Regions from separate parts of the Mus musculus genome. Here region 2 is linked to region 1. Evidence: chromatin loops called from intact Hi-C (ENCODE). Cell type or tissue: left cerebral cortex. All regions are shown on one strand. Each heading gives the region's core, and the rest is flanking DNA. Links, peaks and the distances in the headings are about the cores only.

The links. A loop is a pair of places that touch in the nucleus more often than their neighbours do. Peaks named below come from ENCODE experiments on the same cell type or tissue, not always from the same donor. Only the 100,000 strongest peaks of a DNase experiment are listed, where the experiment ranks them.
Region 2: it touches region 1 in a loop (5-fold over the local background); 2 of 42 quality-filtered maps call a loop at or near these places.

Annotation. Positions count from the first base shown.
Region 1 is chr8:54,827,927-54,833,319 of GRCm38, reverse strand. It overlaps a transcript of Gpm6a not described here. Among named protein-coding and RNA genes, the nearest start is that of Wdr17, 110 kb to the right of the region's middle. In left cerebral cortex, for the core only: a CTCF peak has its summit at 3,352 (motif pointing right); DNase peaks (open chromatin) are centred at 3,058 and 3,348; H3K4me3 peaks cover 403 bases; H3K27ac peaks cover 1,289 bases.
Region 2 is chr8:54,885,168-54,890,560 of GRCm38, reverse strand. LOC115486929 (a long non-coding RNA gene) reads left to right here and starts at 979. Exons shown (of 3, transcript XR_003947548.1): 1 at 979-3,426; 2 at 3,595-4,151. It also overlaps a transcript of Gpm6a not described here. In left cerebral cortex, for the core only: no CTCF peak of the experiment used is centred there; DNase peaks (open chromatin) are centred at 2,561, 2,992 and 3,370; H3K4me3 peaks cover 1,634 bases; H3K27ac peaks cover 3,770 bases.

The sequences.
Region 1 (5,393 bases), core at 254-5,253:
ATCAAAAAGATCATTTACCAATAACACCCTGTAGACATCTGTTAGGTCTATTAGATATATGATGCAACTGTATTCCAATGTTTGTTTTTTATTTCAAATGCATTTTGTGTAACATAGTTATATCACTTTTCATCTTCCTTTTCCTTCTTCAAGCCCCTCTCAGGTATTGTACTTCCAACCTCTCCCAAGCCCCAAACTCTCAAGCTGATAGCCTGTCTCTGTCTCTGTCTCTGTCTCTCTCTCTCTCTCTCTCTCTATATATATATATATATATATATATATATATGTGTGTGTGTGTGTGTGTGTGTGTGTGTGTGTATGTATGTATATATATATGTGTGTGTGTGTGTATGTATGTATATGTGTGTGTGTGTGTGTGTGTGTGTGTGTGTGTGTGTACATATGTATATAGAAATATATAAGTAAAATGTCCCTTAAAAGAAACTTTGTCAACCATTATCAAGTTGGCTTTCTTGAGAACAACTCATACTTGGGTGCCTATCCTCAACTGATACATCTACAACTCGAGGCCTACACATAAAGCTCAAGAAACTTTGAAAGAGGAAGCTGAAAGTTATAGAGCCCAAAGCCAAGATGAGGCAAGAATGGGAAAGTGCTCCCATAAAAATCACAAAACTATAGTTACCTAAACAGACAAGCATAATGACAACTTCAGTTCATACACCAATATAAACTGTGGAAATATTACAAGGCTCCATCCCTATCTGAAGAGCTGAAAGCCATCACTGTCTCCCAAGAGGAGATAAAATCATCTCTAGGGATGTGCCTTCTGATAGGTTGTCCAGTCTCAAGTAGTCAACTCTAAACTCATATGCATGTGAGCAACACTAAATGGACTATTTCTCTCTGTGTGTGTGTGTGTGTGTGTGTGAGAGAGAGAGAGAGAGAGAGAGAGAGAGAGAGATAATAAAGAAGTCATACATTTGAAAGAGAACTGAGTAGACACAGAAAGTTGGAGAAAGAGAGAAAGAGATGGAAATGATAAAATCAATATTCACTTATGAGATTCTAAAAATAACTAATAATTTATATGAAAAGGTAAGCCTTTGATAGGAGGTTCAGTTTTGTTTTCTAATCACTTATTAAGGCTAGAAGATACTATGATGTGGTCACATATATGAGTGTTTATGGAACACAGAACAAAATGAAATTATAAAGTTAGTTAAAATTCCTTTAATTTAGATTATACAGATTACACAGATATAAGAAGTTGAATTTCGCTAAAATCAAAATCAATTTAGATTAATTAAAGAAGACTGAAAATATTACTACATGCTTTAAAAACTCTCACTAAGCCTTTTCCTCGTGTTTAAATTTAATGAGTTAATGGGAATGGTTGTAAATAAAGATTTGTAAAACTCTAACAAACATCATCTGAATGGAAAGTTAATGAGGATGTTAGTGTTTTCCAACATAAAGGAATGGATCTCAACAAAAACAGAGCACCAAAACTCTGTAGGGTTTCAGAAAATTTATTAAGCAAGTGAAACCCATTCATTAATGTTTTGCCTTATGGCCCATTCTCACAGTGAGTTAATAAACACTAAGTAATGCTGAAATTATTTCAATCTTCCTGTATCAGTTGAAGTTGTTAGAAAAGGGGGGGCAGGAACAGTATTGGAAGGGACAGGAGCAAAGTACAGAGGATCAGGACACTGAATAGAAACATGTAGCAGAGAGGGATGGGGAACTGGGGTAACCACTAGAAAGTCCCAGACTCCAGTGAAGCAAGAAGCTCCGAAGAGCCAATGGTGATGATTTTAGCTGAAATACCCCAAAGAGGGGAGATAGAACCTGTAGAGACCACCTCCAGTAGAAAGGACCCCAGTTGAGAGATGGGGCCACCCACGTATCTCAAAATTTTAAACCCAGAAATGTTCCTGTCCAAAGGAAAGACGGGGACAAAAAAAATGGAACAGAGATTGAAGGATAGGTCATCCCGGGACCACCTCACCTAGGGATCCATATCATTTGCAGACACCAAACTCAGACACTATTGCTGATGCCAAGAAGCAGTTGCTGGCAGGAGCCTGGTATAGCTGTTCCCTGAGAGGTTCTACCAGCACCTGACCAATACAGATGCAGATACTTACAGCCAACCATCAGACTGAGCCCTAGAACTCCTATGGAAGAATTAGAGGAAGGACTGAAGAAGCTGAAGGGGATTGCAAGCCCATAGGAAGAATATGAACTAACTGGACCACCCAGAGCTCCCAGGGACTAAACTACCAACCAAAGAGAATACATGGAGGGAGCCAGGAATCCAGATACATATTAGCCGAGGATGGCCTTATCTGACATCAATGGAGGGAAGGCCCTTGGTCCTGGGGAGGCTTGATTTCATAGTGAATAGGATATTAGAGGCGTGAGGCAGGAGTGGGTGGGGAAGCACCCTCATAGAGGCAAAGGGAGGAGGAATGACTTGGGGGATTGAAGGGGGTAACCAGGAAGGGGGATATAATTTAAAATATAAATGAATAAAATGATTAATAACAAAAGATCAATAGCAAAAAAAAGCTGGAAAATATAATGCTGAAATTTAGATCTTGGTAAGAGTGTTGTAGTTAAAATACTAGGCAGAGAGATAAAAATAACTCGCAACACCTATTATGTTCATTTGGCCAGAAAAGGTCTCTTTGAGCTATGTAATATCTGCAAGCACATGGTCCATAGGGTACAGTAGCAATGTGCAGATGGTGCTAAAACAGAGCAAATGGCAGATAAATGCAGAGATGGGGAGATAAAGATGTCAGCACGCACAGAACCATGGTGGAGAGGAATCTAAGAGAGGCTTCAGAACAGCAGAATGAGAGGAGACTAAATTGTTTAAAAGAAAGGAAAGAAAAAGTGAGGGAGAAAGGGAAAAAGTGAGGGAGAGAGGGGAAGAAGGGAGGGAGGGAGAGTGTGAGTGAGCAAAAATGCATATACACATGGAAGCTCTGCTCAGCTTCCTTTGAGGAAACCAATAGCAGAGACAACAGAGATTACTGCTGGACTTGAAGCCAGATCAGAAAATCAGTGAAGAACGAGTAGGTGCCTATTAGTAAATGTGCTTCCCATGTGTGAGGGAGTGGGTAGTGTATGGTCTCACTGTTCCTCCTGAACCTCGGACATCTCAACTCCTATCTCCACTGAAACCCATTAAGTATGATAAAAGTAGTAAAGAATTTTTCTAATTTTTGAAAAGCTGATAAACTTAAAACACAGCTAGGTCAGATCATTTTTCTGTATGCATCATACTGCTGTCTCAATATTTCAGAGCGTCTGCTCTCCCGTTTGCTCTGTTTCATTTTCATCTGAACATTAGACATTTTTCATGTGATTTCCACAGCAACCACTAGAGGGAAAACAGCTACTGGAGAAAGAAAAACATTTTAAAATGTTTACTTGTTTCATAACCCTTAAAACCTCAGAAGCAAATGATGTGTTCAAAATGAGCAACTGAGAAAAGCATACCAGAAATCCACATGATTTTCAAATTATTCACAATAAATATTGGCACTCTTGTTAAAGCATATATTCCGCAAAGGCTTTTACATTCATTGCCTCATTTGTTTTTCCAAAATGAATGGTAAGTATAGAAGGCATTACCTACCACACAACAGTAATAATAAGCATACATTATTCATATAAAATATAAATTGTTTAACCACCTAACAGCTCCGTTGTTCATTATTAAAACTCAGGCATGAGTATTTTTCCAAGTGCACTGTATTTTCCATTTTGTAGGGTTTTATTTTCTATTGTTTTGTGGGCTTTTATATCTTGTAAGGAAAAATGAAAACCGACTGCATCTCTCGTCCTGTTGTTTATTTTTCTCAATCTCATTGGGACATAATACACATTTGGGTAACTGCTAAGTGTATGAATGCATTAGCATATGAAACAGAAGGAGGAAGCCCCGCTCCTTCTTGCCAACATTGTTACTAAACACAAGATGCTTGTGATGGGGTCACAGTTGACTTCCTAAGTGCACTTCATTTGAGGGTTAGTAACACTGAACCAATTGTTTGTAGCTTAGAAGACCTATGAAGAAGGGTTGTTCTTTGTGATCCCTTCTCTGATTTGGTATCTTCATGTTGTGGACTACTCATTTGTGTAGCCCATCAGTCATGGGTTCAAATTATACTTCCTGTTGTGATAATACAAGGTGTTGGGGTTTGGGAATGTATATAATTAATCCCAGAATGTGATGTGTAGTTGTGAATGGAATAGGCTATCTCATGAAAAAGACACCAGTAAAATGATGTTTTACTGACTTCCCTGTTGGCTATAATGAGAGGAGAGACATTTGGAAGAGAGGGGTCACCACGAGCCAGCCTACTCCCCAGAACTGTGAGAATTCGATGTCTATCCTTTAAGCCACACAGACTCTGGCTGAAATTAGCTATAGACTTTCAGGTGTTAGTTTCCTCAGCCTGCCAAAGCATTTTCCTTGTTCTGTTCACAAAGCTGCATTTGGTGGCATAAGGCTTGGAATGCGGATCTGGAAATCTCTTCCCCACAACTAAACTTCTTTCTGTGCAACTAAGGAATTATTCAGCAAGACATAAAACAAGAAACTAATTCAAAATTCCACATGAGCCTAACATATCTCAACCTATTTTCCGAATAAATACTCAGTGTGGAAAGTTATCAATGTATGATATGATTACAAAGAATTTTTCTTTTCCTTTTTTTCTTGCTTTTCTGTATTTTATCTTATTTATAGTAAGAAAATAAGGGTTTTTTTAAATAAGAAAAATGATGTATTTTTTTTAATTAAGAGTCAAGGGATATGTATTTTTCATATCTCTCCTTAAAATGGCATTCAGTTATGCTTGGCAAACATTTTGTATAAACATGGTTGTTTATCTTCAATTTGAAAAATGAATTCATTAAGCACTATTACACTGACTGTGCCTAGCACCCCTGTCTCTTCTTATCAAGGCCTGACCTCAGAAATACATTCCTTGGAACCAATAAAGAAATAAGGGCGTATCTGCTAGCTCCTGGAATCCACCAGCAATTTGATTTTAAAGGCAGGAGCAAGGTTAAGGTAAGCTGGCAGCGCTCAACAGCACTCTTTCATTCTCCACATTGAGCACATCCCTGGAAAAGGTGGCATTGTCCTCAGTGAGCTTTCAAAGTATATGGTTTCCTACATTAAGATAGTTGGATGATGAGGGGAGGGGCCACATGAGGGGGCAGGAACTGGGAGGAGAGGGAGACTGTGATTGACATGTAAAGTGAATAAATAAATAAATAAATAAATAAATAAATAAATAAATAAATGGGAGAAAAGGATCATTGGGTGAAATAAAAACTTACAAATCTGTACATGAAATAAAATTCTTACTATTAAAATAATATGTAAACACCAAAACGACAAA
Region 2 (5,393 bases), core at 275-5,274, 57 kb before region 1:
TTAGCCCAGAAACCTAGAATACCCAAGATACAATTTCCAAAACACAAGAAAATCAAGAAGGAAGACAAACATGTGGATACTTCATTCCTGCCTAGAATAGGGAACAAAATACCCATGGAAGGAGTTACAGAGACAAAGTTTGGAGCTAACATGAAAGGATGGACCATCCAGAGACTGCCCCACCCGGGGGTCCATCCCATAATCAGCCACCAAATGCAGACACTATTGCATATGTCAGCAAGATTATGCTGAAAGGACCCTGGTATAGCTGTCTCTTGTGAGGCTATGCCAGTGCCTGGTAAATACAGAAGTGGATGCTCACAGTCATCTATAGGATGGAACACAGGTCCCCCAATGGAGGAGCTAGAGAAAGTACCCAAGGAGCTGAAGGAGTCTGCAACCCTATAGGTGGAACAACAATATGAACTAACCAGTACCGCCCCCCCCCCCACCCACCGAGCTAGTGTCTCTAGGTGCATATGTAGCAGAAGATGGCCTAGTTGGCCATCATTGGGAAGAGAGGCCCCTTGGTCTTGCAAACTTTATATGCCCCAGTACAGGGGATTGCCAGGGCCAAGAAGTGGGAGTGGGTGGGTAGGGGAGTAGGATAGGGGGGGTGTATAGGGGACTTTTGGGATAGTATTTGAAATGTAAATGAAGAAAATATCTAATAAAAATTTTAAAAATAAATAAAAAATAAAAATAAAAACTGCAACATCTTCATTTATTATTTATTGGTTTATAAATAAATGTCTTAAAATCCATATGAATGTTCATAATCATGAGGTTGAATGTGAAAAGGGACACATATAACTGCTTCCAAAATGAAAGATAGAATGGAAAACAGGGATCTTTTAAAATATTTTTTATACATTTTTAAGAAAAGAGTAAAAAGAAAAAAATGTCAAATTTACTTCAACTGGCAGTGTGTTTTTTTTTTGTTTTGTTTTTTTGTTTTTTTATTAATCTAGGTTCAGCCCCTGAGAAATATTAGAAAATACGTGTCTTAGTTATTTTATAAAATTTGCTGCACTGATAAATATCCAGATAAAACTAAGTTAAGGGAACACTGCTTTAGTATGGATTATAGCTCCAAAGCAATACAGTCCATCCAGACTATGAAACAGAGCAGCAGGCAGGAAAGGCACAGTGGCCGAACCAGAGCACTTGCTAGGCACATGGGATCTGTACTCATGAAGCCAAGAGTGAAATGCAAGTGGAGCTGTGCTGTCACATCACAAGTGGCTACCAGTGGACTTGCTTCCTCTACCAAGGTTCCACCTCCTATAGATGCTACCAGTAAGGATCAAGTCTTCAAACATGAATATATGGGGTGCATTTTGCATTTAGACCACATCAGTCAGTATTGTAAGAGATTGTTGGCGGGCATTGTTTTTACTACCCATTCCTTTCTTACATTTTAATATATCTTGATTTCTTCTTCATGAAATCACTTAGGTTCCAACATATCTGTGTGCTGCAATGCAAAGGCTATGCCAAGCCTTGAGTTCAAAAACAGAAACATAAGCACCTGCCAACATTCCAGTCAAGAATCCTATATCTGTCCAGAGCTTAGACAAGAGATTTATTCCCAGGACATTGAAAATTGTTGTGATAATAGAGAAAAGTTGTGAACAAACTCCCAGAATCCTATGTTCTTGCTGATCCTTTCAAATAACCACAGTCAAATCTCCACAGTTTTATTCCTATTGTCTTAGTTTTGTCCTGTTGAGGCTCCTCCTCCATTCTATGAGCTTCTGAAATCAAGCCTATAAACTGCCCATGATGGCACGTAACTGGCATCCCAGTACTTGGGAGATAGCAATAGGAGGACCAACAGGTCTAGGTCATCCTTAAGAACACAGCGAGTTTGAGACCACCCTCGGGTACAGGAGACATTGCAACAAACAAATAATGCAAAATAAGCAAGCAAACAAACAACAAAATAAGCTCACAAATTTGTTTGCTTAATTTAGCTATAACTATTTGTATTCCTTTCAACATATTCTCCATCTACCTACACGCCTTCTAGAGTAGCAGACATATGACCTCTAAAGAAGAAAAAGTATTTCTAAGTGATCAAAATATATACGTGAGTAAACTGGAGATGACAAAGAGTCACCAGCAAAACTGAGTAGCCAGTTCAATCTAAATGATATAAACTCACATATTTATGATGTCCAAATGTAATTGATCATCTATGCAGTGAACATTTCATGAACATAACTTTTAAAATAAGTAGGATAATGATTTCCCAGTCCCATCAAGATGTTAGGTTTTTTTATAAATACATCATAAAATATATCCCTGAAGACATCATTGCATATATCAACTGAAGACATGGTGAATTCATTATAAAAAAATTTCCAACACAATTTTTCTACACAGAACAATCTGAGAAATAAACACATTACAAATCATCCCAAAATCTCCTAGGTACTGCTAAGAACAGATGCCACACTGTGCACATATCCTTAATCCCAGTACTCAGGAGGCAAAGACAGGTGGATCTCTGAATGTGAGGTCTATGAGGGAAGTTCCAGATCAGCCAGGAAAACAGCAAAACCCTGTCTCAAAAAAAGCCTCAAATGCAAAAATTTCCTGTAATTTTTGGGGGCAACTGTTTAAAGGATCAACTGTTTTTGACAGCAATGAATGACTTTCTATTTTAGCCTAGACTTTGATTGAACTCTTATTAATGATTAGAAATGGAATACAGAATCTAGATACAAGTCAGAGAAAGTAGCTACATGTAGATTCAAGTGCTGTCTTTATCTCTAGTCAGCCATTTAACTGGGCAACTCAAATAACCTTTTCTTTTTCTTTTTTCTTTCTTTCTTTTTTTCTTTACCCACAATTTGAGATTAGACAAATTTTCAACAGGCTCAAGCCTTCTAGAATTCTCACCGTGATTTCTCTGTGTAGCTTGATTCCCATATGGTGCTTAGATCTGAAAATAGTATGAATGTGGGAAGAATCCTAGGAGGAGTGTGGTGACGGTCCATGGGTATCAGAGGAGGACTCACATGCAGTCGCTTATATTAGAATTCAAGAATATAAACGTCCTTAATGCACTGGGCTATAGGAATAACCATACCACTCATGCACTGGACAGCCTCGTGCTTTAAAGACGTTAAAAAGATTGGACTTAAAATGATAAAGAAATTTAAAGCCAAAAATTTGATGTTGCTTTTAACTAACATCTACTGTACATTTTGTCCTCGGTTTCTGGAAAGAAAATATGTCACTCTATCTATTTTGAGTTTTTGCTTCTGTTTGTAGAGAAGATACACTTTCTCTCTGGAAATTGTCTTTTGAGTGCCATGGTAACCACATCCTTTCCAGTCAAGTCTGCCCTGTGGGCTGCGCAATTTAAGACATTTGAAAATGCCACTGAAGAAGATAACACCAAACAGACATGAAAGGGTATGCCTGAACATAAAAGTGGGAGATTTTTCTTAGTGTTTGCTTAAATGAAATGCCAAGAATGGGGAGGGAGACGAGGAATCACCAATCCAGAAATTCTGAAGAACCCAACTCCCCCAAGCCCTCTACCTAATCTCACATTATGTTTCTACCTTTCCTGCCTTTTAGCATTGGTGTGGAAGACCGTGGGTAAGAAGGACAGAGAAATAATAAGACTCTAGCTGAAAGGTAAGCAGGGTTACTGTGGACATTGTCCTTACAGGGCTGTGTGAGCTGCAGGTTCCCAAGGTCCAAGTGAGCACATGTGTCTCCCGTGACAGAAACCAGACTTCCAAATGTCAGAAGAATTATGCTTTGATGATTCTATGTCATCACAGAAAATGAGAGCCACCGACAGTCTATTAATAGGCAGTGACATTTTCCTATGATAAGTGCAATGGAAAGACTTAGTTGTGGGGCACAGAATATGGTACAAGCCTCCATTGGCTGGTGAAGGGGCTGGGGCATGCATTTGCAGCCATTGTGTGATGATCAAAAAAATTGCTGGTTCTGGAACGATGGCTCAGCTATTATGATCATTTGCTCTTGTAGAGGAACCAGGTTTGACTCCCAGCATCTGCATCATGGGAGGCTCATAATCCTCCATAACTCCAGTTACAAGGGATCAGGAGCCCTCTTCTGACCCCTGCAGCCACGAGTCACACACACATTGAACAAACGTGCATGTGAGTAAAATGCTCATAAGCATAATATAAATTTTTTTAATTAATCTTTTAAAAAAGAAACTACTTCTAAATGTGCAACGCCAGCAAACAAACTGCAATGTTCTATACCTGGGTCCCACAAGAAAACTGAGTATCCACTGGCTCAGCTATCTGTGGGATCCAAGTATATGGCATTCTTCCCTTATTAAATATTATATTGTGAATGCTATATGGAGATATTTATAATGTAGATGCTATATGGAGATATTTTAATTAAAATTCTTTGCTTTTCATTTTAATTCTTTGCTTTAAAAGGAAAATTAAGTTATGTCTGAATAATAAGTTTTTAATTTTTAAAAATGTATTTATGTGTATAATTGTTTAACCTACATACATTTATGGATACTATAAGTGTGCCTGGTAAATGCAGAAATTAGAAGAAGGTCCTAGATACCCAGAAACTGGCCTTACTGATAGTTGTGAGTTCCACATGGATGCTCAAAATTAAACGTGAGTCTACTGCATAAGCAACAAGTACTCTGAACTGCTGAATCATTTCTCTAGTCTCAAAATGATATTTTTAAAGTCTTTTCTAAACAACCACTTTATTAAGAAACAACTACATGTATTTTGTAGCAAAAAGGGTTAAGCACCTAAGGGAGAAATTGATTAGGATAATTTAGATCTGATTTCACAATATGAATAGCTTGTTGTGTTTACTGTTATTTCAGTAATTAAAAAATAGAGACTCTATGTCTTGTTTTACCCATGTATAGAAAGTACCTGGCAAGAAAGATATACTTTGCATCATACTTGAAGGAGTGTGTCTTATTAATATTTCTATTATTTATTCTAGTCATGTAAATTTTCTTTAACATTTTTGGCCCTCTATTGTGTTCTTATTCAAGCATTTGGAGGTGGTAAATATTTATGCTGATTTTATGTAGGGGCGAGCAATGAAAGTAATCAATGGTACTTGGCTTTCAAAGGCTTTCACAAAAAAATGAAAATATTCAATAATATCATTATGAATTTTAATGTTTGACTTCCTAGTTAATAAAACTGCCGACTTTTCTAATATTATTTACTTTAATTTTTGACAAGTACTTAATATTCTTCTTTCAATACTAAAATGATTATTACAGAGAGAGGCTATGATATTTAGAATCTTTTTTATTTCTATATTTTTTATTCTCCCGTTAATTATGAAGTTTGCAGGTGAATGGCCATTCCTAGTAAAGATTATTCTGAGTGAGTTAATCC